Regions from separate parts of the Mus musculus genome. Here all the other regions are linked to region 6. Evidence: chromatin loops called from intact Hi-C (ENCODE). Cell type or tissue: left cerebral cortex. All regions are shown on one strand.

Evidence for each region. Peaks named below come from ENCODE experiments on the same cell type or tissue, not always from the same donor. Only the 100,000 strongest peaks of a DNase experiment are listed, where the experiment ranks them.
Region 1: a loop joins it to region 6, with 4 times the contacts of the local background. A loop is called at or near these places in 14 of 42 quality-filtered maps.
Region 2: it touches region 6 in a loop (5-fold over the local background); 19 of 42 quality-filtered maps call a loop at or near these places.
Region 3: a loop joins it to region 6, with 6 times the contacts of the local background. A loop is called at or near these places in 14 of 42 quality-filtered maps.
Region 4: a loop joins it to region 6, with 4 times the contacts of the local background. A loop is called at or near these places in 10 of 42 quality-filtered maps.
Region 5: it touches region 6 in a loop (4-fold over the local background); 19 of 42 quality-filtered maps call a loop at or near these places.
Region 7: a loop joins it to region 6, with 3 times the contacts of the local background. A loop is called at or near these places in 10 of 42 quality-filtered maps.

The regions. Positions count from the first base shown.
Region 1 is chr4:106,629,331-106,633,330 of GRCm38, reverse strand. All of the region lies in intron 1 of Ttc22 (tetratricopeptide repeat domain 22), which reads right to left. Among named protein-coding and RNA genes, the nearest start is that of Ttc22, 8.9 kb to the right of the region's middle. In left cerebral cortex, a CTCF peak has its summit at 2,203; DNase peaks (open chromatin) are centred at 570, 782, 2,242 and 2,505; H3K4me3 peaks cover 240 bases; H3K27ac peaks cover 2,723 bases.
Region 2 is chr4:106,910,536-106,914,535 of GRCm38, reverse strand. Ssbp3 (single-stranded DNA binding protein 3) reads right to left here and starts at 3,066. Exons shown (of 18, transcript NM_023672.2): 1 at 2,624-3,066; 2 at 1,561-1,633; 3 at 1,270-1,331. The coding sequence starts at 2,679. In left cerebral cortex, a CTCF peak has its summit at 2,067; DNase peaks (open chromatin) are centred at 287, 3,073 and 3,636; H3K4me3 peaks cover 3,903 bases; H3K27ac peaks cover 1,911 bases.
Region 3 is chr4:106,612,728-106,616,727 of GRCm38, reverse strand. It overlaps Lexm (lymphocyte expansion molecule), which reads left to right. Exons shown (of 10, transcript NM_183182.3): 2 at 739-826; 3 at 1,225-1,389; 4 at 1,571-1,693; 5 at 3,226-3,360; 6 at 3,476-3,619. Among named protein-coding and RNA genes, the nearest start is that of Lexm, 2.5 kb to the left of the region's middle. In left cerebral cortex, a CTCF peak has its summit at 2,375 (motif pointing left); DNase peaks (open chromatin) are centred at 2,370 and 2,969.
Region 4 is chr4:106,747,529-106,751,528 of GRCm38, reverse strand. It overlaps Fam151a (family with sequence simliarity 151, member A), which reads right to left. Exons shown (of 8, transcript NM_146149.1): 8 at 3,237-3,990. The coding sequence ends at 3,260. It overlaps Acot11 (acyl-CoA thioesterase 11), which reads left to right. Exons shown (of 16, transcript NM_025590.4): 14 at 1,515-1,646; 15 at 2,141-2,267; 16 at 3,045-4,000. The coding sequence ends at 3,200. Among named protein-coding and RNA genes, the nearest start is that of Fam151a, 16 kb to the right of the region's middle. In left cerebral cortex, CTCF peaks have their summits at 1,533 and 1,745 (motif pointing left); a DNase peak (open chromatin) is centred at 1,579; H3K4me3 peaks cover 674 bases.
Region 5 is chr4:106,620,617-106,624,616 of GRCm38, reverse strand. Ttc22 (tetratricopeptide repeat domain 22) reads right to left here and starts at 2,168. Exons shown (of 7, transcript NM_177667.5): 1 at 1,500-2,168. The coding sequence starts at 2,066. In left cerebral cortex, no CTCF peak of the experiment used is centred here; no DNase peak of the experiment used is centred here.
Region 6 is chr4:107,162,720-107,166,719 of GRCm38, reverse strand. It overlaps Tceanc2 (transcription elongation factor A (SII) N-terminal and central domain containing 2), which reads left to right. Exons shown (of 5, transcript NM_025617.2): 3 at 1,031-1,172. Among named protein-coding and RNA genes, the nearest start is that of Tceanc2, 14 kb to the left of the region's middle. In left cerebral cortex, a CTCF peak has its summit at 2,483 (motif pointing right); DNase peaks (open chromatin) are centred at 2,480, 2,809 and 3,196; H3K27ac peaks cover 694 bases.
Region 7 is chr4:106,797,698-106,801,697 of GRCm38, reverse strand. It overlaps Acot11 (acyl-CoA thioesterase 11), which reads left to right and starts at 1,867. Exons shown (of 16, transcript NM_025590.4): 1 at 1,867-2,014. The coding sequence starts at 1,982. In left cerebral cortex, a CTCF peak has its summit at 1,557 (motif pointing left); DNase peaks (open chromatin) are centred at 1,685 and 2,725; H3K4me3 peaks cover 766 bases; H3K27ac peaks cover 509 bases.

The sequences.
Region 1 (4,000 bases), 530 kb after region 6:
TCTCATGCAATTCCCTGGATCTCACAGCAAACCCAGGCGTTATGCCCACTTTCCAGGTGAATACAGTGAGGTGCAGAGAGGTAATGTGACTTGCCCAGGATTGCACAGATGGACATGGCAGAGCTGATGTTGTTTAGCTCCATGGCCCATGCTCTAGTCACCATGCTTGACTGTCAAACCCTGGAGGAGGAGCAGAGTCTGACCCTGAGAGTGATGCACACCATCTATGTAAGATGATGTCACTCCCAGCTGGGGTTTCTTTCTTCCTGTTTTTTTTTTTGGGGGGGGGTGGTTTTTTGTTTGTTTGTTAGTTTGTTTGTTTTGAGACAGGGTTTCTCTGTGTAGTCCTGGCTATCCTGGAATTCTTTCAGTAGACCAGGGTGGCCTTGAACTCAGAGATCCATCTGCCTCTGCCTCCCAAAATGCTGGGATTAAAGGTGTGTGGCATTACTGCCTGGCTAGAGGATATATTTTCAAGCTGGATCTTGAGTAGGTTGTGACACTTCTGAGAGTGGGACAGAGACTAGGGTATTTGGTGGGAAGGAGGCTGGCTTGAACAGATGTATGGGATGCAGAATAAGTAACCGGGAGGGCAAAGAACACTGTGTATATGAGTAATGTAGAGGGAGCCAGAGCCAGTGAACGGGATCCTGAGTAAATCTCTCTCTCCCTCTCTCCCTCTCTCCCTCTCTCCCTCTCTCCCTCTCTCGCTCTCTCCCTCTCTCCCTCTCTCGCTCTCTCCCTCTCTCCCTCCCCCCACCTCTCTCTCTCTGTGCATGTGTGTGAAGGAGACATCTTGCATCTGAGCTCCAGAGTGGTATGACAACTTATTGGGATAGGTCCAGGAAACCTGAGCCCTAGAGAGATCTGCTGTGTTTCTTAGCTTGTGTTGCCTCTGATTATTTGCATGGTCCAAGGCTGGGGGAGTAAAGACAGGAGAAGGAAGGTGGGTCCCATCTTGAAGGGCTTTGGCTTGTCAGGAAAGCCAGGTGTAAATCCATAATTAGAATGGAAAGGATGCAGGAGCCACAGGAGACAGTAAGAGATGTTCTCTCTAACCCAGAAGTTTCTCCAAGCCTTTCTGGAGAAGAGGCATTAGAACAGGGTCCTCAAGAAGAAAGGGAGCCACCCAGGGAAATATAGTGAGAAAGACTATTCCAGGAGGACTGGCATTGTGGGCAGAAATTCAGAGATGTAGGAGAGTGATGTGTGGTATCTACATGTGACCAGGGCTGGAACCCCTAGCCCCGGGAGTTAGGGAATCAGCAGGGAAGAATATCAGGAAGCCCCAATATACCAGACTTAGGCTTTGGAGCCCATTTGTGGGAAACAGTTGGGAGCCATAGCAGGGGTTAGAGCTGGGTAGTGCCAACCTCCCACATGGAGGAAGGAAGCACCACACTTCCTTCCGTGACCCCATGACAAAAGATGGGGCTAACACAGGAGCTGATGGGATGGATTCTGGCTTCGAATGAGCAAATCAGGGGCTGGCAGCTCACACACCTGAGTGGTCCAACTGGGTGACCGTAGGGATGAGTACTTAGGGGCTGTATTCTTAACTGCAAAGGAGGATAGTGCTACATGCCTCTGGGGCCTGTGTGGGTGGGTCATTCCTAGGGCAAACACTCATGTCCTAGTATGGGCTGGCCTGGGGGTGTTTTGTCTAGTGTAATCTGTTTCAATACCCCAAAGAGCCATAGGATTTCAGGGCCTAGAGCCTGAAGATATCCCACCTCTCCCCATTCCCCCTTCTCTAGGGCTACAAGGCATCTTTCTTACTTCCACAGGACCCCAATTATGTTTTGTTTTGAGACAGTATCTCAGTCAGTATGTAGCCTAGTCCTGGACTTGTTGTGTAGCCCATGGTAGCCCATTTGCTATGTAGACATTCCTTTCATTGGCATTCAGATCCAAAGATGTTAAATTATTCCCTCAAACCACATAATCTGTGAATGACAGAGCTGGGAGTTCAACTTCTACTTCCATGGCCCTAGCCTCCAGTCTTTTCCTCAACACTGTTATTGATCTCCTTATTCTATATCCAGGAACACTGAGACCAGAGAGGCGGAATAACTCCATGTGAGATAATATCAAGGTTTACAAATGAGTCCTTCCCCCACCACTCTGCTCACCGTCAACATTCTAGAGTTTATAACCCAGTTACGGTTTTCATGATGGAAGCAACATCGCCACCTGGTGGAACTATCCCTGAATTGCAGGAGCAGTTCCTAGGTTCTTCTCTTTCCCTGCCTTCCAAATTTGGAGGCTAAACTGACATTTCCAAAATGTAGCTATTTGAATATGACACGTGACGAATCTCAAATGTAGCAGATCATACTTGTGAGTGGGCTTCAGGCTGGCTTCTGAATTACAGACGGGGTTAGTGGCCATGGAGTGGAGGCCTCAGAGTGCTGCTGGGTTTTCAGCATCCCGGAGAAGAGGCTCCTGGATGCTGTTCCTCCATAGTACAATGCCAGCCTGAAAATAGCCTTGTCCCTTTAAAAATCCTGGCTGTTTTGGAAGTAGCAGCTGAAGCTGTTACCAGGGGCAACCTGGCAAGCCACAGTGCATTAAATTAAACAGGCCTGTGACTGCCCGTGTGCTCCTGCCGAAAGGAGGGGCTGCTTGCCTCTCCTGCTGCAGAGCCTCAGCAGGCAGGCAAGGCACATAGCTCCAGGGTTCCCACTCCTAGAGGCAGCCTGGGAGGGGGCAAAGGCTGAGAGCACTCTGGAAGGAGTTTCTGGGACTGCTCGGCACGGGCTCTGTGTGGGACACTCCGTGCTCAATCATCATCAGTGCCCTGATGCTCTGACAGTGGCCAGCCAGCACCAGAGCCTTAGCTACAGGCTGGCCTCGATTCTCAGGAAGGGATCACATGAGACCCAGCCTGAGTGTACAGTGACCCTGGGACTAACGAGGTACAGGTGAGAGTGACAGATGACTCTAGGGCTTCCCTGAGCACCAGCCTCAGGATCCTCTGAATCTCTCTTGTTCCTCCTGAGATGGGGGAAGCTGGCATAAAGCTATGGAGGCTCCTGGCGTCACCCGCTTTTTCAGGCCACCTCTGACTTCAAGTTCACGTTTCCCCCACAGTATCGAACCACAAAGAGCTAGGGTTTAAACAGTGGCTACCATTTGCAAAGCACATTGAGCTTAATTAGGGCTTCAGAATGTCCTGTGTGGAAGGGAAAGTGGGGAAACTGAGGCAGGGTAGTGTCCCCAAAGCCAGGACTGAGACTTCCTCCTGGTATTCTTTACCCCCAGCCCCACCCTCCACCCTGTTTAATGAGAAAAGGTCTTCCTGAGCTAGCCCAAAGCTTGCACTCATCCTGTCTCCACCTCCTGCTAGGACTATAGGGGTGCATCTCCATACCCAGGCTTAGCTATTGTTATATTGATAGTCAAACCAATAAGTAGCACCCCCGATCTATGGTCTCGTCATCAACCCCTGCCTCCAGGTTCCGTGCCCTATTTGAGTTCCTGTCCTGACTTCCTTTGGTGATGAACAGTGCCATGGAAGTATAAGCTGAATAAAACCTTTCCTCCCCAACTTGCTTTTTGGTCAAGATGTTTCATGGCAGCAATAGAAATCCTGACTAAGACATTTGGTTTATTTTGTTTGTTTTGTTTTGAGACAGGGTTTCATACCGTAGTCTAGGTTGGCAATCCTCCTGCCTCAGTCTGGGTGTACTAGGATTACTGTGTGAGCCACCAGGCCTGACTTAGAAATGCAAAGTCTTGACTCACTCCTCTGTGGCTCTAGAGGTGTGGTTCGGAGATTGGTTTGCTTACTGTGCTAAGTTTGAAAGCCATTGGCTGGACTGATCGGGGGTGGCGTGAAAGTGGGCTGGTACTTTTTTAATGGGCCAAAGGATCAGACCCTTCTCCTCCGGGAAGCCTGAAGATCCTGCTTCTGTGGCTGGTGGGTAAGGGACATTGGCAGGTGACCTGGCAGTACTGGGAGAGGATGCACTGTCACAGGGCAGGTTTGTGTTAACTC
Region 2 (4,000 bases), 250 kb after region 6:
AGCCACAGGACAACCAGGTCTCTGCACAACTGCAGATGGAGGCAGGGACTACTCTCCTCCTCCAAAACTGCTTCCTGGAAAGCCCACACTGCAAAGACTTCAAGACACCCTCATTCCCAGCACCCTCAAAATAACGTCTACCCACAAGCCCAAGTTTCTTTAAGACCCACAGCACTCAGATCCATCAATCCCATCAACACGCTCGCTCACCTCTAACAGCCAACCTATCACCCACTCCCGCAGGTGGAATCCTTGCGCCACACCACCCGCCTCCTCCGACCAGGCAGTTGGGTGGTTGGCAAAGGCCATTAAAAACTCATTTTGTCTGCACAAGTTAGAACAGACACTTCATCCTCCCGATGTTCAAAGAGCCTTGAAACAGTACCCTGAGCTGGCAGTCAGGTAGTGCTAACATCCCAACGACACTACACTTGACTCAACTCCACCAACATATCAAAAGCCACCCCTCCTCCTTTCTCCTTTTCAAAAGGATGTGAAAGAGTCCACCTATCAGCCCCACAAGACATCCAGGTCACACACTCAAGACAACTAGCTTAAGGCTCTGACCCTGAGCTTCCCTCCTGCCTGCAAAAAAGACCACAGGCTGCTCAGGCCTGGAGAGAGGGTCAAAGATAAGGAGAGCCGGTCCTGAACAAGCTACAGGCATCCTGCCAGGCCACCTCTGGCTGGTTAAGGTTCTCAGTAAAATAAGGCTTTGTGGTTGCAGGGATGCTGGGGGGGTGGGGAGACGGAGAAAAGGAAGGTCCAGTCAGTCTGAATCAGTGTCTCTACAGGAAGTGCGGCCCTTCTTGCTTTTCTCATGGTCCCTGGAAAAGGCCCAGTGGAGACCTCTTAAGGTTTGGCGTTTCTGGACGCAAACATAAGGGACAGGCCAGTTGCAGAACGGACCTGGTGTCCCCTCCACCCGCCCTGCCCCCACTCCTCTAATTAAAGCAGCATGCAGGATTGACAAAAAAAAACCCTTCCAGCTCTTTCTAAGCCCCCTGCTTGGTGCCCCAGAGTGAGATGGAAAAGCATAACAAAATTCAGTCAGTCCCCACAGGCGGAGAAATGCCAGCAAAAACTTGAGGCAGCACGCAGCCTCTTCTGCCCACTCTCCCTTGCCAAGCCTGGTCAGATCACCCAGGGGTGCTTGTCCGTAGGAGGCAGAGGCTAAAGGTAGAGGGCCTGCTCTGGACCCCCGTCTTTGTTCACTTGGACCCGGACCTCAAAACAAAACACACACACAAAACTATCACACAAACTTACCACCACCACGAGTGCAGGAACCCAGGCGGTTCACCCAGTGTGATGTTTTTTTCCCATCGAATCTAGAAAAGAGGGAGCGGAGGCAGCTTAGAGGGGCAGAAAGGAGGGGGACGCAGGGCCTTCCCCAGCCAAAAGGCTGTGAAGACCAACTAACAATAAATGCCAAAAGGTGATAAAAATTCAAAATGGTGGCCACAGTGGCTGCTCCTGAAAACAAAGGCTCTAAGAATAGTGGGGAGGAGGGGGTGTCAAGAAACTGGATGCTAGGGAAAGAGAAGGAGTCCCACTCACCTCTGATAAGAAGGTCTGTGCAGATTTCTGTGCTCCTACGTGCAGTAAATATTCGTAGACGTATAAAGCTAACCTGGAAAGTGAGGAGTGAGAGGAGAGAGAGAGAGAGAGAGAGAGAGAGAGAGAGAGAGAGAGAGAGAGAGAGGTCAGATCACATTAAGGCTCGCTCTGGACCCTGCCAGTGACTGTGAGCCCGGTCTGTGCCATCCCATTGTGGCCACGACAAGAGGTGAGTACCTATCACCCCAGACAGAACAGCTAGTGGGTGGGTACCACAGACAAGCTGCACCAAGCCGCGGGAGCCGGAGACCGGTCCCCAAACTTGAACTTCCAAGTGGCACTGGGACTAAACCCACCTAGGTCTCGCAAACTCGCAAGCCCCTTACAAGAGCCCTGCCTGAGCCACCCTCCTTTTCCCAGCCCACTTCAGCTCCCTGCTTTAGCCCAGCTTTGGGGTCCGAACGGACTCGGTCCCAGTCCGGGTACTTGGCGCGCTCTGGAGAGGGCAGCAAAGCGCCGCCCTCAGCATCTCCCCCTCAAACAACTGTCCCCCAAGCCTGGGGCCGGGCCGGCGCCGCCAGCCCAGCCCAGCCCAGCCCGGACGCCCCGGAGCGCACCGGGCTGACGGGGAGGCCGCTGGCTGGGTAGGGAGAGCGCTCCCGGGCGAACAAAGCCCCCGGCACGCACTCCTCACGCCGCGGGCGGACAAAAGGAGCCTTCGGGGCTGCAGAAAGCCACGCGCCCCCTGCCCGCACTCGGTGGGCAAAGTAAGGGCCCCGCGCCCAGCGGGCCGAGCGCACCGGCTCCGAGTGGGACCTCGCCCACCCTCGTCGCGGACCCCCGCGCCCGCTCTGCCCCGCGCCTACCAACTACCCTCGCCCACCGCTGCCCTGCCGCCCCTTCAGGGTGCCCCAGCCTCCGCCGGCGCCCAACAATGGGCTCTCCACGCCACCGCCGCCGCCGCGGGGCAGAGACCCGGGCCCCAGGGGCACCAGGCGGCGCGACCCCCGCGCCCACCTGCCTCCCGCCACCCGCGGCGCGGCCCCACTCGCGAGAGGCTTACTTTTCCCGAGCCTGCCCGTCCGAGGGCACCGCCGAGCCTTTGCCTTTGGCAAACATGGCTTGCAGAGAAGAGGGCGCCGAGCCCGCCGCCGCCGCCGCCGCTACCGTCCGGTCTCCCGAGCTGCCCTGCTCCCGGCCCCCTCCCGGCGCTCGCCCGCTCGCTCGCACTCCGCTCGCCGCGCTCCCTCCCTCCCAGGCGCAGGCTCCGCGCTCTTTCCAGCTGTCAAAGCGTCAGCCCCGGCCGCGGCCCCATCGCCCTGGAACTCCTCCCGCGCCGGCTCGGCCTGAGCTGCGCCGCCGCCCGCCCGAAGCCTGCAGCTCGCTTGCTCGCGGCCCGCGCGCCCGCCGCCCGGCTCCGCCTGCGCCGCCCTCTGCGCCTTCAGCACCGCTGCCGCTGCCGCCGCCGCCGCCGCTGGTCTACTTGGAGCTCAACCGAACGTGGCTGCCCCGGCAGGAGCGCGGCGGGCGTCCACGCCCCGCGACGGACGGCCGCGGCGGCCAATCGGCGCGCGGGGGCGGGCCTGGAGGCCGAGAGGGACGCCTGTCAGCACGGCCGCGCCAGTCCCGCTGCGCCTCCTCCGCGAGCCGCTGCCCGCTCGTGCCCCGGCCGGGGGAGCGGGGGGCGAGCCTTGGCGTTGGGGTGGGGCGGTGACTCGAGGGGCTCGGGCGTGGACTGGAGCACCCGGCCGGCGCGGCGGGGACTGGGCGCTGCGACAGCAGGCGCGGACCCCGGCTGGCCCGGCGCGCCCCTTTCCGCGTCGGCCTAGCCCCCAGCGCCCCCGCCTCCCCGTGCTGAGCGTACCCTCAGCGGGCCAGGACCCCGGCCGGCCCTGCTCCCCTCTCCGCCCCACCCCGGGCTGCCTGTGCCCAGCCCTGCCTCCCGAGCCCCGGCCAGGGCTGCACGCGGAGCTGGGCGGCCGAAGCTGGCGCCAAAGCGCGCGGCTGCTTCTTTACTAGATCGTTAAAATACTTTGGGAAACCCCAAAGTGGAGCCGCGCGAAAATGGCCCTTGGCGTGCTCCAGGCAAGCTGTAGGAGGGAAAAGAGGTCTTGGACTAGAGGGAAAGAGAGTTGATTTCTCTCAAATTTCTGAGGTTTGCTAGCCCTGGCAAGTTAGCCTCTCGCCTTTCCACGGGAAAGGGTTCCGTTTGGATGAGGGACGTCACCTGGACGCCTCGCGACTCGGAATGCGCGCCGCAGAAATCTCAAACTTCAAATAAATGGAGCTAAATTGGAGAGTAGGGGACCAGAGTCGGGCGTGGGGGGAGGGGAAGCTTCCATTGTCAATGACCCAGGTGTACAATGGGAAATGGGGGGTTGGCAGAGTGACCAAGCTTTTTGCTCACGACTCCTTTCTGTCCACTCGAGGAACCCAAAAA
Region 3 (4,000 bases), 550 kb after region 6:
CACATGGTCTGCCCATCCCATGAAATTTAGCTAAAAAGTTTTGTTTGCAACCCAGGTGTCTTATTTCTTTTTTCTTTTTCTTTTCTTTTCTTTTCTTTTCTTTTCTTTTCTTTTCTTTTCTTTTCTTTTCCTTTCCTCTCTCTCTCTCTCTCTCTCTCTCTCTCTCTCTCTCTCTCTCTCTCTCTCTCTCTCTCTCTTTCTTTTTGAGACAGTCTCTCTACATAACCCTGGGTGTCTTGGAACTCACTCTATAGACCAGGCTGACTTCAAAGTCATAGAGATCCACCTGTCTCTGCCGCCCAAGTGCTGGGATTAAAGGTGTGCACCATTATGCTCAACTGTCATATTTCTTTTTATGTTCTATTATGTAATATAGTTGCATATAAATGACCTACTATGTGCCACACACGGTTCTAGAATCTGTGATCATGAGGTGGTCTGGATAATTAAACGTATATGAAAGATGATATGAAGTATCCACCCTGTAGTATAACATCTATCTATCTACTTGAGCTGGGAAGGATAATGGTAAGAACTCTGAAGAAGAATGAAGCTGTAGGGAGAGGCAGAGCATAGGGTGGGTGGCAGAGCATCTCAGGAACTCTCAAAATGATGAAGCAGATCCAAAGTGACATTCAAGGGTCAGCTCCAAAGTCGCCTGTCCTGGGAAACCAACTGCCTGTCCACCAGGGCTGCCCCAGTCAGGACCAGATGGGCCCTCACTTATACCTCTCTTAGGTTTGATGTCTCCGCTGTCTATCCCAACCAGAAGAAATTCAGCACCTTCACAGAGGCCCCATACTCCAGACATCATTCGGTGGAACTGGTGAGCCTGCTTCCTTTCACGTGGTCTGTGTCCCGCCCCCAATACGCCCGCGCATGCTCCAACCGCGTCCCTTCCCCAATACACCTGCGCATGCTCCAACCCAAGCTTGCCTCATTCTTGGCTCCAGATGTTTGATAAACTCAGGACTATGCTAGAACCCTAGGAGTTTAAGGGCCGCAGGCTTCCTCTTCCACAGCTGTTTCTACTCTGTATTTCCCTGAAGTGGAACAAGGCCAGTCACAGAGGTGGTCAGGACTCGATCTTGAGTGCTGAGCTCCTCCTGGTCGTCAGACTGGGGAACTGTCTAGTTTAATTCCTAGGCCAGGGGTGACTTGCACATGCAAAGGGGTGGGGTAGGTGGTTATGACCGACTCAGCTGAGAGCCTGCTTTAACTTAGTCCCACATAGGACCTGGGACCTATAACTCCAAGGATACCTGCTTCAGCAAGAAGTTCCTGGAACAGAAGTTGGGCTCAGGATGGTCCCAGGCCCACGAAGCCACTCGGCTGACCCAGCTACCCCACTTCCACTACCAGGCCATCAAGAAGGAAAAAGAGCAGCAGGTGAACTTCGGGGCATACCCTTCCCGACCTCTAGGAGCAAGGCTTCCTGTCCACATGGCTATCCCTCCAGAGTCCTAGTGGATACAGCTTCCTCTTGGAGAACACCGTCACCCTTTGGGCTCTTCCTGGCTGGACCTCCCCAGGTTCCTTTTCCATCCTGCGTTCTTTTCTTTTGGGGCAGGTGCACAAGCGTGGCCCTGGCTCCTACAACATCAAAGACTTCATAACTGAGCTGCAGAAGAAACCACAGAGCAAACGGGGGCTGCTCAGCTCTGGGGAGACACGTTTCCGAGGTTTTATTGGGGTACGTGAGCTTGTCTCTTCCACCCTCCGTCCTCTGTGGGAAGACTGTTGCTGTTTGGATGTTTGACAAGCACCCTTCTCTGAACCCGTCTTCTCCCTAGGCTTGCCCAGACCTTCCTGGCTTTCTTGTTGGCTCTTCTGCTCTCCTGTGTCTTGAGCCTAGAGAAACCTAGAGTATATTAGAAACCCAACAAACATATTCATTTAGCTAGGCAACCAGGAAATAATGATTAAGCAGCAACTGAAAGCTGTGTACTGAACTAGGCTTTGGGAGAGCGGGGTGTCTGGCAGTGACAAACGTCAGAGCGGGCATCTTAGTGACACACACCACAGTATGAAGAAGGAAATACATATCGTTCTTATGGAGTTTTGAGGGTAAATGGCACAGGGAAGGAGAGTGCTGTGGGGTGATTTACAGAGAGCAGTCTGGGGAGGCCTCACTGGAACAAAATCTGCAGGGGACTCATAATACCTGATCCATGCACTGGCTTTCTGAGCTATGGACGGAAGCAAGACCCAGTCTCCTTCTTTGGGGGACAGACAGAGCTGATCCTCACAGTGGCCTGATTTTTGTAGCACTGGCCCCACCCCCTCTACCAGGTCTGGCTCCCCAAGGGTCTGGTTGCAGGGTCCAGAGAGGAGGGTGGATTGCATCACCTATGGAACAGCAGTGCCCCCATGTGGCTAGAAGGGGCATACCAGCCTCAGAAATCCAGCCAGGTCTCACCTCCCGGCACCACTTAGCTCTGTTCACTGTACTTCAAAGACCACCTTTGTGTTTAGGCTCCTAGCCACAGTTCTTCTGATCTCAGGACTTCCTGTCACCTCACCCCGACTTGTGGAATGGGACCTACTATCTGCCGGGCCCTGGGCAGAGGGCTTTGCAGACATTCAACTCTATCACTATTCCTTGAAGGAAAGTATTACCATCGCTGTGTTAGTCCCATGGACCATGAAGCTCAGAGGCCTGAGTTCGCCCAGCTAGGAAGTAGCAGAGCCAGGTTCCTAGCCTAGGATTCCGGTGCTCATTCTTTCCAGCCTGTTCACAGCATAGCGAGGAAGTTGATCAGCTTTGTAGTTGTAAAGGGCAGATCTATGGAGGCTGCGGAACAGGAAGGTGGGTCTCAGGGAAGATGGTGTCTGGGGATCTTAGTGTGGTTGATGTGGTTGACAAACCAGAGGGTAGGGAAGGCATTGGGAGAAAGCATTGTAAGCAAGTATGATCAGGGAGACCAGGCTGAATATGAGGTGCTGAGTCAGAGGTGCTGAATCAGATGTGCTGAGTCAGATGTGCTGAGTCAGAGGTGCTGAGTCGATGTGCTGAATCAGAGGTGTAGCTGGACTTGGAGATAAAGGAGTGAGCAGAGGAGGGGGCTCACCGGGGATGCTGTGTGGTGGGGTGGGTAACAGGTGCTCACTCCAGAAACCCTGTTTCCCTTCTTGAGATCTGAAACCCCAAACATGTCTTCCTCAGATGAACCAGAACAAAGACTGGGACTGACAGTCTTTGCATTTCCGTCTCCTGCCCTGCAGAATTATTATCCTGGCCCTGGAAATTATGGGGAGAAGGGGAACCCGTACACACAGCTGGAGGAGAAGGCCTGGAACCGCTCACATTCTGACGGCCTGATGTGTAGAGTGTCTAACAAGCCACCCTTGTTTCATCAGGTACCCCCTCAGCAGCCTCATCTTGCATGGTCCTATGGGGTGACCTCGGGGTAGAGAGGCTGAAGCCCCACCTTGGCCACTCCCCTACAGGCACCATTACCGCTTTTGTCTCTAGGGCAGTGGCCTGGGACCTGGTACCTACACCATCAAAAGCGATCTTGAGACCTTTGTGAAAAAGTCCACTGGTAATCGTGGCCCCTATGACATTTTCTCTGGTGAACGGAGCAGTCCTTTGCCCTATGGACATTACTCTGTGCAGGTATGTGCCTGAGTGGGTGCTGTGAGGTCTAATCCTTGGTGAGCTAATTTTTGATTATCCACAGGAATGTGGCCGTGTGTACCAAGTGCTGCCGGAGAAGGGGGTCTACTCTGTGCTCCTGCCAGGGCAGGGTATGGCTCCCTGTGTGAGGCGAAGAACCTGAGGTTGGCCACACAGATATGATGGGTCAGAGTCACAGTTTGGACATCTGACCCCGCGGCTACTTCTCTCAGCAATAACATGAACTGTACTGATAGACAGGTGGCCTGGCATGCACCAACAGGCCTGTGGGGACCCCAAGGGCACAGGCGCAGTGTCTGGCTGTAAACATTTCCCAGGCTTCATGGACTCAGCTGGGTTAATGGCCTGGGTTAAAGGAGC
Region 4 (4,000 bases), 420 kb after region 6:
CAGGATTCTTTCTGTGAGATGGGAGACAGGAGACTCCTTAGAACTGCTAGAGCAAAGTTAGTCTGGTGCACACACACAGGCAAATAGCAATGACATACCTGAGGTTGTTATCAACAGTGCACCAATAGGTGAATACCTGCATTCAAACACTCATACTTGTGCATGTGCGCACACATGCACACACAACCACACACACATAGAGCAAGAGATCAAGCAAGTGGCAAGAAAGAAAAGAATAAACTGTGTTGCTCTAAAATGCTGTGCATGGGTAACCCGGACCTGCTAGCAGGGTATTCTAGAACTGAGAGGTGATCGGTGGTGGCTGGGCAGAGGAGCTGGGAAAGATGGGCTGCTGTGGACCAAACCAAAGTTCACTGAGGGTGAGTGACATAGGCTAGAGACCCCAGCACACTCCCCTAGGCCTGCACAGCCAGCCTGTTCCCTAGCCAGCCTTTGTGCAGCAGAAGGATAGGGGGAGGTGTGGCCATGTCCTCATGTGACTGCCCTTGTGTCTGTGGGTACCAATGTCAGTTGATGCCTGTATACCTGAACAGATGTGTGAGTATGCCTGGTCTTGTGTTGTCTCTGTTACCCATCAGGCTGAACACCCCAGCCCTGTTTCCTCATGAACTCTGTAGCCCAGAGTGGGTTAACCCCCAGCCTTAGCTCCTCTATTTAGTGAGGATGCTAAGACTGCCCACAGGAGTCTTAAGTGAGATCCCAGGATAGCACCTGAAACACACTGGGAACTCATTAGACAGTATGGACAACTACTGAATCCTTGAACAGCTACTTGGGGTGTGTGTGCACCTGCAGATCTGTGAGTTCAGAGCTGTCTGTGTACATACGCTCACATATGTCTTTCTCCATTGCTGTCGTAAAATACCCTGACAAAAGCAACTGAAGGGAGAACAGGTTCACTCGGGCTCACAGTTCCAAGTACTGTCCACTGCAGTGGGGAGGTCAAGGCAGCAGAAGCTTGAAGCACTTGTTCATACTGCATCCACAGTAACATAACAGAGGGGTGTGAATGCATGCTAGTGCCCAGCTCACAGCCTCCACTTTCCCTGTCAGGTGATGGTGCTGGCCACAGTTCAGGTGGGCCTCCCTCTGCCAATTAACAAGATAATCTCCTACAGGCATACCCAGAGACCCATTTCCCAGATGATTCTGCATTCTGTCAAGTTGACAGTTAATACTATCAGTTTGCATACTTGTATTGGCTTGAGTATATGTCAGTGTGCTTTGTGTGTGTGTGTGTGTACCTAGATGAGTGTCTCTGTATATGCTTATATGTGCATGTGCCTGTGTATCTGCTCTGGTGCACTGTGTGTGTGTGTGAATGTTGTGTGTACAGACAAGCACATGCATACACATTCATGCATACACATATGCTGGAGGGTCCCCATCCTTCCCCGGCTCCGCTCAGAGGCTGCAGGCTGCGGGAGCCTGGCAGAGCTGCTCCCCATAGAGAGCTGCTGTGGCTCTGAGCCCTGACTTCAGCCTCCCCACAGGAGTGTGGAGCTGGTGCAGCAAGTGGATGAGGATGACGCCATCTACCACGTCATCAGCCCCGCCCTGAGCGGGAACACCAAGCCCCAGGACTTTGTGATCCTGGCCTCTAGGCGGAAGCCTTGTGACAATGGGTGAGTGCCTGCTCTCTGAGGGGTGCAGTTGAGGTAGGGAGACCTCCTCTCTCCCTCTCCTGGGAGGAGCAGCAACATGGAGGCCAGAGCTCTGCTGCCCACTGGTGGCTGGACTCAGAACCCACCAGCTGTTTCTAGGCGCCATTGGGAGTTCATCATGACTGCAAGGTCACAAACTGCTCCTGAAAGCAAGGGCGACTGTGGCATTTGTTGCCACAGACACGAGTGCCTTTCCCATGGGTATCCCTTGGTCTCTGCCCTCTGGAAGCTTGTGGCTGTTACCTGAGACATGGGCGCAGCCAGGGTAGACTGCATCTTTTTTTCTGGAGACAAAGGCCAGAAGAATGAAAACCCCAAGGTACACAGTCCATGGGTTCACAGGGAGCCTGAACCTGATGCTGCTAACACAGATGTCCCCTTCCTACAGCTGACCCCCAGCAAGGCATCCTCCTCTGGATGATCTCTGATCCCTTCTAACTCTGCCTCTCTTCCAGGGACCCCTATGTCATTGCCCTGAGGTCGGTCACGCTGCCCACGCACCATGAGACACCGGAATACCAACGTGGGGAGACTCTCTGTTCAGGCTTCTGTCTGTGGCGTGAGGGGGACCAGATGACTAAGGTAAGACGTGATGTCCCCTCTATACTTCCACCTATGGATAAACTGAACTCTACGCTGTTCGGCTGGGCCCTTCCAGACCCGAACCCCCATGACCCCCCAGACTTTGCAGTCTGAAAGGAGCTCGTCTGGAGCTTGAGTGTGGTCAGAGAGCAAACTGCTATTGGGGCTTGGGAAAAGCTCTGGACACACTACAGAAAGCCCAGCTCTGATCTAAAATTCTGCCATTGTTTGTTTAATGTGTCTCCCTTTTCGTCTGGGAGGGCTTTATGTGGCTTTGAGGGCATAGAAGGCTCAGCAGGGGAGTCAGAGTTAATTGGAAAGGTAGAGCAGAGCTGGGGGCAGGTATGCTGCAGTTCCCCTGGCATGCAGTTTTCCTTGCAGCCTTGCCCAGGTGCTGACTCGGCCAGCATTGCTAAGGACCTACACAAAGGACATAGTCCAAGGCTTATGTCTACCACGTTTCTGTGACACCCCACCCTCCCAGCACTGTTATAAAGTGGATTCAGGTGTAGGTATTAGAGTCAATTCCTGTCCCCTTGGGGCCACCTAGTCAGCAGGGAGGTGTACAGTGACCTTATGGTTTGCTGTGATAGGGCAGTCAGAGTTGAAGTTCCCTGTGTATCTGGGGGACCTATCAAAAGAGGCTAGGTCTATCACTCAGGTTTTCTAACTGATCAAGATACAAGGTTGTATCTGTTGCTTCCCCAGAAGGCAAGCAAGGCTGCTGACTCTCACCTCCCCATTATGCCTCCTTGAACTTGACTTCCTGTCCTGCAGGTTTCTTACTACAACCAGGCCACCCCCGGCTTTCTCAACTATGTGACCACCAATGTGTCCGGCCTGTCCTCAGAATTCTACAACACTTTCAAGGCTTGTGAGAGTTTTCTGTTGGACAACCGGAATGACCTAGCTCCCAGCCTCCAGACCCTCTAGACACCACCCATGCTGCCCCAGGTCTTACACAGTGCGTGGAACAAAGCAGAGACATTTATTCACCTTGACTCCCCAGGGAAGCCTTCCACACTAGATGGTCCAATCCTACTGGATGGTCGGTTGCTGCTCACATCTGCCTGCAAGTCTTTCCAGTACTCCTGGGATATCCTGTAATAGACTCGGGTCCTGTCCACGGCCCTGGCCGCCCACAATCCAGCCCACAAATCCACATGGCTGTTCCCAGCAGTGCTGTGGTACACTGTGACAGTGGCTCTAGGGGAGGAGGCCAGGAGCCTGGCCACAGTGTTGGCTGGACTCTGACTCAGTGGCCCAGCCTGCAGCTGGAAGGACACAGGTTGCCGGAGTCCCTGACACAGCTCCAGCATATCTGTGACCATCTGCTCCTGATAACCACTGTCCAGCATCTCTTCGGGCCAGCCCGGTGCCACGGTCACATGGGGGAAGACTTCAGCCACAGCTGTGAGCAGCTCTCTGCCAGCTATGTGGCCAGGGACCACAAAACTACCATGTGAGACTGTGGACCCCACCCACACAGGCCAGGGCAGATGGCCAAGGGTAGAAAGGTGTGCTAACGTGGCCAGGGATGGCCGGAGAGCTTCGGGTTCCACTATGTTCACATGGATGCCCCAGCGCCTGGGGTGAACAGCCAGACGCAGCAGACACGACTCCAGTGTCAGAGCAGGGCCACCTGGGGTGTGTAGGATGGGTACAGGGTTCCCAGCCTCAGGTTCCTGGAGGCCAATGTCCAGCAAGATCATGCCTTCTCTGTCTGGAAGAGG
Region 5 (4,000 bases), 540 kb after region 6:
GTACCACCATTATACTAATGGGAAAACCCATGACACACATCACGTCATTATCTCACCTCACTGAGAGGGAAAGGGTACGCGGAGAGCCCGGAATCGGTTGAGTGGAGCTGGAGAGCTCAGAGAGCCTTGAACCTGCACTCCCAGGCTAAGTGCCCTCTTGACTTGTACCCTGCACTGTTGTCCGGAGGTCAAGTCCATGCCCTCCAACGGGGCCTCGCTAAAGTCACCACTCCAACACTTCTCTTTAAGAACTTGCATCTTTTGGTGGAAAAGACGCTCAAGATGTGTGCAGAGGCTTTGGAATGGTGTTGTGCCAGGGCATAGCGCTCAAGAGAATAACATTCCCACATCACTCTTCCATCAGTGACATGCAGCCCCCAGTGAGCCTACCTGACGGTATTTCTGACCTGTATAACCCTTTCCCCTGCAGTGTAGGCCAGACCCAGTGACATGTTTCTGAGAATGAGAAAACAGCCGAAGTATCAAGAGCCAGCTAGGAACCATACCCTGTCGATTATGAACTGGTGTGGCTGTAGATGGCCCCCAGTCAGGCAAACCTTGGGAGGACAGCATAGCCACACCTAGATCCCAGGGCTGCTCAGTCGTAAATGCTTATTGTATAGGCTGCTGCACATAGGACTCTTGTACTGCAGGATAAACGACAAGTATGCTAGGATCTATTTAGTGCCAGGACTTTTGAGAATCACTGTGATCCAGTGACACTCAGACGACCATTGTGCCCCCTCTCCAAACTGTTGAGACAGAGCTGGAGGGACAGGCTTGAGGGACAATTGGAACAGGGCTGAGGAAGCTGTGAGGGTGCTGTGACCAGCCTGGAACCATGGAGGCATCCCTCAAAGGGAAATTTCAAAGCAAATCTGAGAGCTACTGGGGGCTATGCAGGCCACAGGACCAGGAGGTACCCCGGGTAAGACACAGGAAGGAAGAGAGCTATGTGGAGCCCACCCACTGTAAACGGAGTGGATGTGGGGTGTAGTGAAAGCCTGGATAGAGGACGGAGGGCCTTGGATGTCACTCAAGCCTAAGTCATTCTGCCAGCAGGAGGAGGGGAGGCTGAGTTGAGGATGTAGCCAGTGAGATGCAGCAACTGTATATCTGCTGAGTGAAACGCTGGCACAGGAGAGCAGAGCTGGAGAGTGACCACAAAGCCAGGCAGGACACTTCAGAGGCTGGGCTGCCAGAGAAAGCTCGTATAAGCTGAGGCAGTGGCAAAATTGGGGTTTAGAAGGATAGGTGGATGAGGGGAGAAAGGAGGAAGAACAATCTGTCAAGTTTTGGTGTCTGATTGTACCTCTTACTTGTTGGCAGAGGAGGGAGAAGGGATGTGTTAGCCTGATTGGAGGATTTGTCTTGGTGCTGAAACAGAAAGCTAGGTGGGCAGCACCCAGGAACGCAAAGCTACCGGGTGACCTGGGGCGGGAATGGTGGCGGGCACCCCAGCAAAGGAAATGAATGACCACAGTCCTTCCAGCACCCACCTGCTGACCATAGCCCAGCGCTTTGTCGTAGAGGGCGATGCCCGCCTCCAGCACCTGCGCGCGCTCCTCTGGACTGGCACAGCCCACGTCGAAGCCATGCGCATATCCCTGCTCCGCCAGGCAGCGGGCAGCGCGGAGCCTGGGGTCTCCAGCATCCTCGGGGTCCCCTTCCAGGCCCATGAGGCTGGCCAGTCGCCCGGCGGACGCCTCCTCCTCTTCTTCCTGGCCCAGCTGCCCGTAGACGTGTGCCAGATTGGCCCAGGCGTTGAGGTTGCCAGGGTCTTTGCGGGCCACTTCCAGGAAATGCTCGCGGGCATCACCCAGCTCCTCCAGGTAGAAGGAAAAGGTTCCCAAGAGGTGACGCACGGCAGGCAGCTGCGGGGTGGCCACCAGCTCCAGCTCCTGCCGCAGACCCTCTCGCTGGAGCTTCAGGTCCCGGGCGCGCAGCTGAGCGGGTGAGCGCGGCTCGAAGTTGAGCTGCATCTCCAGGTGGAAGTGGCCGGGCAGATAGTCCAGTTCATCGAGAAGGGTGTCCAGGTCCTCGGCTCCGACCTCGGCCTCCGTCATGGCTGCCCCTGACTGCCCTGGCCTCCCCTAGCTCCCAAGGACAGTGGATGGGGCGGCCCCGGAGGGAGCCCCGCACGGCGGTCCGGGGCACCTCTTGCAAGTGGGTGGTACCCAGAGCCGGCCAAGGGCTCGCCCTGTAGGTGTTTCCGCTTTCGCTGCTAGACAGCAGCATTGCACAAGCAGGTGTGCCTGAAAAACAGGTGTGGTGCTTTGCCAAACGGGAGGCTCACAAACCCAGTAAGTGGCAAGGGCAGATTTCGACTACTCAGCAGATGAAGAGAGAGGTTCAGAAGAGAAAGGTGCCAAGGTCACAGAACCAGGTCAAGCTCAAGGAGACCTGGAGCCTCGGGTTGCCCAGGCCGGCCAAGTCCTTCCTCCATTGGCAATGCTCCACCCTCCACACAGAGCTGTCAGGACAGGCCCTTCCAGCTGAGCAAGCCTTGCCCACTCCAGAGCTGTGTGTGTATTCTAGAGCGCTTCCGCTGAACACAGCAGGCCACCGCCCCTCCAGTCTGTGCATCTGGCCTCTCAACTGAATATCTTGGCTCTCCTCTGCTCAGCAGGGGCCCAAACAGCAAAAACTAAGGTGCCTAGGTGCTAGGTTCTACTTCTGTTTCTCCATCCCTAATAAAAAGCACTACCCCTTATACTTCCGCTTTCCTCCTCTGTGACAGGACGCAGTTCCCTGTGAGGGACCAGGAGATACCTAGGTAAAACCAATGAATGCCTGCCCTGGGTATGCCTGGGCTTCACTCATCTGGATCAGTGTCCAGCCGGTCCTGCTCCCTGCTCTGAGACTGCTGTCTTCTTGCTCTATGCTGTCTCCCTCAGGGGCCCACCTGGCTTCTAGTGTGCAGGTTGAACTGGGGTGCCCTGTGTGATAAAGCAGAGTCCCCTGTAGACTAGGCTTTCCGGAATGTCTGGACCTTGGACTCTTCCTCACTTATCCTGAGGCTGGGCTCTTGCCTCCCTTGCCTCAACCTCGTTGGAAGGAGGCCAGCATTTTCACTAGAGAAAATAGAGCTGGTTAGTGAATTTGAAGAAACTATGACTTTAGCAACTTTTTATTAAAAAAAAAAGATTTATTTATTTTATGTATATGATTACACTGTAGCTGTTCAGGTGATTGTGAGCCTTCATGTGGTTGTTGGGAATTGAATTTAGGACCTCTGCTTGCTCCAGTCAATCCCACTCGCTCTGGCTCGCTCTGGTCGGCTCCACTAGCTCAGGCCCAAAGATTTATTTACTATTATACATAAGTACACCATAGCTGTCTTCAGACACACCAGAAGAGAGCATCAGATCTCATTATGGGTGGTTGTGAGCCACCATGTGGTTGCTGGGATTTGAACTCAGGACTTATGGAAGAGCAGTCGGTGCTCTTACCCGCTGAGCCATCTCACCAGCCCTTTAGCAATATTTTCAAGTCAAAACATTTGGATGCTATTTGTACTGGTTTTAGACTTTAATGTAATACATTTAATAATGTTTTAGCCTTTTAGAATTTGCTTTGATGGTTCCTTTTTATTTTTCATTTGCATTGGTGTTTTGCCTGCATACAGGCTGATGTGCGGGTATGTCAGATTCCCTGGAACTGGAATTACAGACAATTGTAAGCTGACATGTGGGTGCTGGGAATTGAACCAAAGTCCCCCGGAGCATCCAGTGCTCTTAACCTCTGAGCCATCTCCAGCCCCCATTTAATATATATATATATATATATATATATATATATATATATATATATATTTTTTTTTTTTTTTTTGGTTTTTTTGAGACAGGGTTTCTCTGTGTAGTCCTGGCTGCCCTGGAACTCACTTTGTAGACCAGGCTGGCCTTGAATTCAGAAATCTGCCTGCCTCTGCCTCTGCCTCCCAAGTGCTGGGATTAAAGGCGTGCGCCACCACGCCCGGCTCCATTTAATGTAGCTCTGA
Region 6 (4,000 bases):
TTTTGTTCCCTTCCTTCCTTCCTTCCTTCTTCCTGTCTTTGTTTTCTTTTCCTTCTTTTGGTTTTTTGAGACATAGTTTCTCTGTGTATCCCTGGCTGTCCTGGAACTCACTCTGTAGACCAGGCTGGCCTCGAACTCAGAGATCTGCCTGCCTCTGCCTCCTGGGTGCTGAGATTAAAGGGGTGTGCCATCATGCCCGGCTCGAAGATATTTAATTTTCAATTATGAAAGCTACTTTACTTTTTTACTTTTTGTCTGCCAATTTTGTTTACTAAGAAGTCCTTAGTTTAACTATATCAAAATTACAGAAAAATCACATAACAGTATAGAAGCTTTCCCATCTTCTTCCCCCATGTTCCTGATCCCTAGCGTTGAATGGAAGCGTGAGGATCAGCCTTAAGGCGGCAGCTTCTGGGAAGGATGGAGGGAGGTGTGTTTGCGGAGGGTGTAAAGGGACTTAAATTTCATAATGCTTTATTTTATGAGGAATGGTAAAATTATAATCTCATTAAGTAGTGGTTTACTCTCTGTACCTTTTTGTGTGTTTGAAATTTTTTTAAAAAGAAGTTTTCTTTCTCTCAGGAAAAAAAAAAAAGTTGAGTTTTCTCCTCTGGGAAGTGGGGAACTGTTCGTGTAATTTTTTTTTACTGTTGAAGTAAGCATGGCTTTATGGCTTCTCTGCTCTGTGCATAAATTAGGACACTTGAGTGAGCTGTGAGGGTGATCCGCCTTAGCACTCACCGTTTTCATTCCTCTCTCCTGTTTCACCTCTCATGGGGGATGTGCCATGGTGCCCGGCACGGTGAGATGAAAAGTTGCACTTTTCCTAATAGATGCAACTCCCCAGATCTGCAGTAAGCAGGCCTGCCTCTAAGCAATTACCCCTCATTTGGGGCCATCAGACACACTGCTTTGGTTCAGGTCATAATCAATAATTCATATGTCAATAGGAGAGCCATTAGCTCAGGTGGAGGCAGATGTCTTTCTAATGAAAGGGTTCCATTTTCCAAATAACTGTTCTTTTTTGCAGAGAGTTGTGGTTATAGAAGACATAAAAAGATGGAAAACTATGTTGGAGCTTCCTGATCAAACCAAAGAAAACCTAGTTGCTGCCTTACAAGAATTAAAGAAGAAAATGCCCTCGAGGGAGGTGTTGAGATCCACAAGGATAGGTATGCTCCTGGCCTCTGAGATGTACTTCCAGAGTGTCTCCCTTCTTCCTGTACACCATGAGTTACCTGACCCATCTGTGCTTTCCACACTTGCTGGAGGGGACCGTTGTTTAGAACACTGTACTAGCCTCAGGCTGGGGATTTATAGTAAAAAATAGTGACATATGTAAAATATAGTAATATATAGTAAAAACAATTTTTAAACTGAAGTGAAGTACACAAAACACAGTCCTCAATCTTTTAAACTTTCTGCTTTCATTTTCTTGTGTGTTGGGGATGGGCTTGGGTGTGTGTTTGCCACAATGTGCACATGGCAGTCAGAGCACACGTTAGTGGATGTTTGTTCTTCCCCTCCAACATGTGAGTCCTGGGATCTAACTCAAGTTGTCAGGCCACCTTACTATATCTCTCCCACCTTTTGATTAGAGTTAGCGGAGTTGCTAGCATAAGATAACTATTATTATATAAGGTTTTAAAAGCATATGTCCAATATCTGTGCTTACCATATAGACTACATACAGGTAACATTTGGAGTGTGCTTGATGCTGACTGTGCAAAATGATTAAGACTTGGTTGTGACCTTGAGGAGCTGAGGGTTTGGTAGAGAGGCGGTGGTGTAGACATACAGCAGTGGTACCCCACTGTAGCTATAAATAAGCACATGTGACCCTCTGTCCACTGGATCTGGAGAGTCTGCATGCAATCGGAAAGGATAGGGCAGTCACTACAATCTGGGGACTTCAGAAAGGCTTCATAGAGGAGGTGGTGATTCAGTTAAATCCTGAAAGAAACTCAGCTTAATCTGCCATCAGTGGCAATAACTGGCGAAGCCTTGTTTATAAAACAAAACGATAGCAACATTTGCCACCATGTCATTTATTATAGCTTTGGAGAGATTTCAGAGGTGAGGGAGGGAGTGCGTTGAGTTGCCGTTTTAGTACAGCACACAACTGTGGATAATATGCACGGGAAGAACAACATGTGTTCCTCGAGCTGCTCTCAGCTCCCCGGGGAGTCCAGGGCAGTCCTTCACAGCTGCTGCTCCTGCCCTCCCCAGTGCAGCCATCGCCTCCTCTGCCTCCCCTTGACCTCTGAGCAGCATCACCCTGTCACTAACAGCTGGGAAGAGCTTTACAGAGTCCCCAGGGAGCCCCCAAGAGTCTTAGAGTTGCACCCCTGTAATATAAACCAGAATCTGAGGAAATTAGATGCTTAAAGAATATAAAACCCTATCATTATAGCCAAGGAGATGCTACCCATCTGCTGCAGGATTTGCTGTCTTTATAGGTTGTGGACGCTAGAGGGCAATGTGACCATTCACATGAGCCTGTAAGGTCTTTCCACCAGTAGAGGGTACTAGTGTTTAATATTTTGTGATGTGTTTATTGATGCATATATGTATGTATGTGATCCTGTTTAGACATATACCACAGATGCCATATGTGATCAGATCTTAAATCTCAACATAATAAGCTAGGATTGTCCTAAAAGATGGAACAGGGGAGGATTTTGAAAAACCATTTGTTTGACCGCCGAGTATGGTGAGTGTTTTCAAGAATGGGTGTGTCAGGTATCTAGAGAATACAGCTAAGGGCCGGAATAGAACTACCAAGAGGTTTGACTTAGCAGGAATTGGAACCCGTCCAACTTTTGAACCCTGACCTTATTGAGCCTTCCTTAAACTTGAAATTGCATGGACTGCTGAGGGTTCTTGGTTCCTTTACAGTTATATCAGATAAAAAGCTTATTTGGATCACTTCCTGAGAATGTTTATGCTTCAACTTTTAGCCTTCCTGCCTCCCTACCTTGTGGGATGTAAGCACCAAGTATCTACGGAGTGTCTTCTGTGTGCTGGGAGCTATGGGGTATAAGGGAGACAGGAATTGCTCCCTTCTTTCTGGAGCTTTACATCTGACGGAAACGTAGGCAGTTTAATAAGACAGTGCTCTGACGATGGGGAGAAGTTAGCCAAGTGTGTGGAAGCAGGGAAGAGCGTGTTGAGGAATGTGTCAGGCAGAGGATGCGTCCTGGAAGCTGAGTGGAGGCTGGAGGTGCGGGAGAGAACATGGTCGTGTTCCAAGAGCTCTGAGTTGTTAGGTGTATTTAAAATGTAATATGCCAGAGAGTATGGCAAGAAATGCAGCTGAGAGACGGTCTGAACCAGATGGAGACGGCTTTTCATAAGCAATCTGACAATATATTAGTTATCTATTACTATATAAAACTTCCCTAAAATGTAGCTGCTTAAGTATTGTTTCTCATAGTTTCCCTGATGGTCAGCAATTCAGGAGCCAGTGTATTGGAGTGGTTCCGGCTCAGAGTGGGTTTGGTTTGGTGTGATGTGGTAGGGGCTCTTACAGTTAGTGATTCTCTTATCTCCATCTCCTAAAAACTGTGATCAGAGGCGTACCCCACCCCTCCTTGTCTTTGAAAAGCTTGTTATCGGACTGTTGCTTAGAGCTTCAGTCATCCGAGGGCCTTCCTAGAGGCACACTTTAGAGGCTTGCTCAGAGAAGGCCCTTAGTTCCTTGTCACATAGACCTGTCATTATGGCTGCGCCTCACAGCAGCTGAAGTCCCCAGAGCCAGAGATACAAAAAGAACAAGAAAATAAAACAACAACCGATACAGAAGCCAAAATTTATTGTTTGTTTGTTTCTTTGGTTGGTTTTTATGAAACTGAGTTTCATTGTGTACTCCAGCTTGGCCTGAAACTCACTATGTATCCAAGCTGGCCTCAAACTTGTGATTGTCTTACCTCAGATTCTCAAGTGCTGGGGTCACAGGCCTGAGCTGCCACTCCTGGCTTATCCCCATTCTCTCTTCTCT
Region 7 (4,000 bases), 370 kb after region 6:
GTGCCATTCCTTGATGTCCAAGCATTTGAATATATGAGCCTATGGGCGCCATTTTTATTCAGACTACCACTGGCAGCAAGTGCCATTGCACGCTGAACCATCTCATGCCTAGCTTGCTTTCTTTCTTTCTTTCTTTCTTTCTTTCTTTCTTCCTTCCTTCCTTTCTTTCTTTCTTATTTAGACAGGGTCTCCAGTGAACCTGGAGCTCCCCCATTCTGTTAGGCTGGTCACCAAGGGACATTGTACATCTCTGCCTCCCTAGTGCTGGGATTACAGGGACCCATCAGTGCACCCAACTTTTTTACATGGGTGCTAAGAGCCAAACTCAGGTCTTCATGATTGCGACAACAAGCATTTTACTAACTGGGCTATCTCTCCAACCTCTACCCCCATTCAGAAAATACTTACTTTTTTGTTTTTAGTTAGGTATAGGTGTGTGTGTCTGCATCTGGGTATGTATGTGCACATGAATGCAGATGTGGTAGAGCTCAGAGACATCTGATTTCCTAGAGCTTCAGTTACAGTTGGCTTTGAGCCATCTGACATGGATACTGGGACCGAATTGGGCTCTTTTGGAAGAGTAGCAAGAACATTTAACCACTGAGCCATTTCTCTGTCCCCACCCCTCTTTTTTTTTTTTTTTACAGTGTCTAACATTGTATTATAAATCAGGCTGGCCTGAAACTCAACATGTAGCCTAGGCTGGCCTTGAACTCATGGCCATCCTTCTACCTTAGGTTCCTGAGTGTTGGGAGTCGAGAGTTAGCACAATGGTGTTTATCTTGCTGTCTTTTGGGTATAACTTCAGTTTCTCATCTGCAGATACAGAAGTGCAGATCGTTGATGAGAACTCACAAGGAAAGACGTGCGAGTCCTTGATTCCTAGAGTCAAGGCTCTGAGAGAAGAGAGGACTTGCCCAGAGTCCCAGGCATGGTAGTGAACTCGGGGCCTTTGGCAGAGGACTTGTTAGTAACTGTGTAGAGAATGAAAGCAGAAGCAGGAGGCAGAGGACATGTCTGCTGATCTGTCCCCATCTGCTACATAGTGGCCATGGCGCCTTGGATACATCCCTTTCCAGCCCCAGGGATCATCCCTGCGATGTAGAAAGAGGATCAGCAGGAAGCCTGAGTCACAGCAGGGGTCTGGTGCTCCGCGACTTGTCCTCAGCCATTTGGTCACCAGTTCCCTTTGGCTTTTTTAGTCCTGACCAGAGTGTGTCTCTAGTCGTCTGCCTCGAACCTCTTGCAGAAGTGACAGAGGACAGGGAAAGTCCTGGAGAACTTTCACTCGTTGATGGCCATGGGTGCTGAGTACCACGTGGCATACTGGGTGTACTTTGGCAGGCGCCTCATTTACAAGAATTACCTGCTTATAAGGAAGTGGCTGTCAGGGCCCGGTGTATAAACCCTGTTCGGCAGTTGCTGGATGCTAACAACCTGGGCCCAGGAGCCAGTCGGGTAGCACTCCGGAAGGTAAAACTCTGGCAGGTGGGTCTGGTGTCTCTCTAGGAGGCCTTGGCAGCTCCCTGGCATCCTGCTACACTCCAGCCTGCCCTCTTGTGGACGGATGGACTCCCTGGCAAGAGAATGGGAGCTCTGGGACTTCTATTCTGTTAGGCAAGGACAGGGGTAGGGGGCTGGAGTGGGGGCTGGCATTTGCCTGAGTCTAGAGACATAGAGTCCGGTGGTGCCAGTAGGTGGGCAACAGGCCCCACGTGGTTGTGGCCCAGTTGGCAGGTGCTAGGGAGCTTTCTGTGCTGGGGTTGGAGGGGGGGCGCACAGAGGGCGGATCGAGGAGAGGCCAGGACAAGGGGCGGAGATATTAACAGCTGGCTCCGGAGGGCGGGGACCTTGGGAGGAGGAGCCAGGAGAAGCCGGCTGCTTTTGGACTTGCTGGCAGTCCCAGGGCTCAGGTGACCAGCGGCCCTTTAGGAGCCTACAGACCCCCCCACAGCCTGGCAACCCAGCAAACGGAGCAGCAATGATTCAGAATGTGGGCAACCACTTGCGAAGGGTATGGACTGTGGGTTAGGGTGGCCTGGGAGACAAATGGGTCTCCTGGTGTGGGGGCCCAGAAAGTAGATGCTTTCCTCTAAAGTCAGGATCTGCATCTTTAGTCGGGATCTGTCTGTAGTCTTCTTTAGAAGGAGATATTGCAGAACCCACGGACTTCTTAAGTTATAACTAGTACTCTCCCCAAAGAGACCCGGGGACAGTAGGCTCCCTCAGGCTGGCAGTTTGTGGTTAGGTGGAATGGAATCTTCTGTAGCAAGTTCTGGCATTCTGTTTGGTTGAGTGTGTATGTGTGTGTTTTGTGCATAATACTGCTGCTGCTGCTGTGTGTGTGTCATGTTACAATCCAGCTGCTGCTGGTGTGTGTGTGTGTGTGTCTCCCTGGGTCCTGTGCACAATCCCGCTGCCTGCCATCTGAGCTCTGGGCCTCATCACTTCTCCCGCTCAGGACTCCAAGGCTATGGCCTGACAGAATTTACGACGTGAGGGTGTGTGTACAAGGCGAGAACAGGAGAGTAAGAACACAGCCTGTGAGGGAAAGGCCATGTGGAAAATGTCCTATGCAATGACCTTCGAGAGTATTTTTTTTCCTGGAACCTCCTAACTGGGACTTTGGAGTTGAGATAGGTGCTGAGGTCCCAGAAACACCCAAGTGCATAGTGGCTCATTGGGGGGCCTTTGGCCTGGTGCCTGGAGAAGGGCTTGGGACAGGCTGTACCGCCAGTGCTGGGCAAGAGTATCTGCCAACTGAGGTCGGTACAGAAAAGGCCTTTTAAAAAGTGCCCTGGCTAAATACACATCTCACCCGTCCTTTCCCTCAAGTGGCATCCTTGCCCAGCCCGGGCTCTTTGTACTTTTAGGATCTCACCCAGCTCCTTCCATCTGCTACCCCACTAGTGGTTATCTCTGAAAAGCTAGCTGTGGTGTGTGCCCACCTGTTCAGTCTTACCTGGCAGGCTTGCCCAGCTCTCTCCACACCCCACCATCCTCCCTCTGTGTTCTCAGCAGCACTGTAGGGATTGGCTTTTTCTGTCTTAGTGTTCCACCTTGGCTCTCTCTAGCTGCCATATATTCTGTACCTTCCACCAGTGACCACCAGTGACCTTGGCCTCCCTTGCACCTCTGTCAGCCTGCCGTCTCTTTGGCGGTTTCCTTCTCAGCCCTCGGATTCAGCTGGGATGCTGCCTCCTCTGGAAAGCCTTCCTAGATTTCTCATGGCACTGTGCAGTCTTTATGAGCCCCGCTCTCACTGGGATGGAAGATTTGGCTGTGTGTCTCTCTCTTCTACCCCAGTAAACTTTACAAGCTGTGCTTGGTATACCTAGTCCTGGTCAGAGGCAAAGGGATACCTAGGGAATGAATGTGGACAGGCAGTTTCTCTGCCATGTCTAGGATGGAATCTGAGCTATTGGGCCTCTTGCTTCTGTCCCCCGAGCCCAGGGTAGAGTATGTCCACGCTCTGACTTTGCCAGGGAGCATGCTCAGAGTGTGCCCATGTTAACGTCCTCAGTTCAGTGAGGCAGGTCCACTTTATCAACCTTGTGATGGCTGTCAGTTGTCTTTGCTGTCAGATTGTCTGGGTTCAGGATCTGGGTATGTCTGTGAGATGGTTTCCATAGAGGTTCAACTGAGGAGGGAAACCCACACTGAGTGTGGATAGCAGATTCCTATGGCCTGGACCCCATAAAAAGAGAAAAAAGAGCACGTATCTCAGTACCAGCATTGCCTCTCTAGGCTTCCTGTCTGTAGACACAGTGTGACCACCTGACACCATCATTTCCTTACCTCTAGACTGTGTTTCCTCAAACTGTGAGCCAAAACAAGCCCGTATTTCCTTCAGCTGCTTTGTTAGGTACTTGGCTATAGCATAAGAAATGTAACCAGTACGCGCCCCACTCTACTTCTGTCTCGCCACACTTGTCCCAGATGAGGAATAACTCAGGCTCAGAGGGGTCAGTGGCCTGTCTAGGGTCACAGAGGCAGAAAG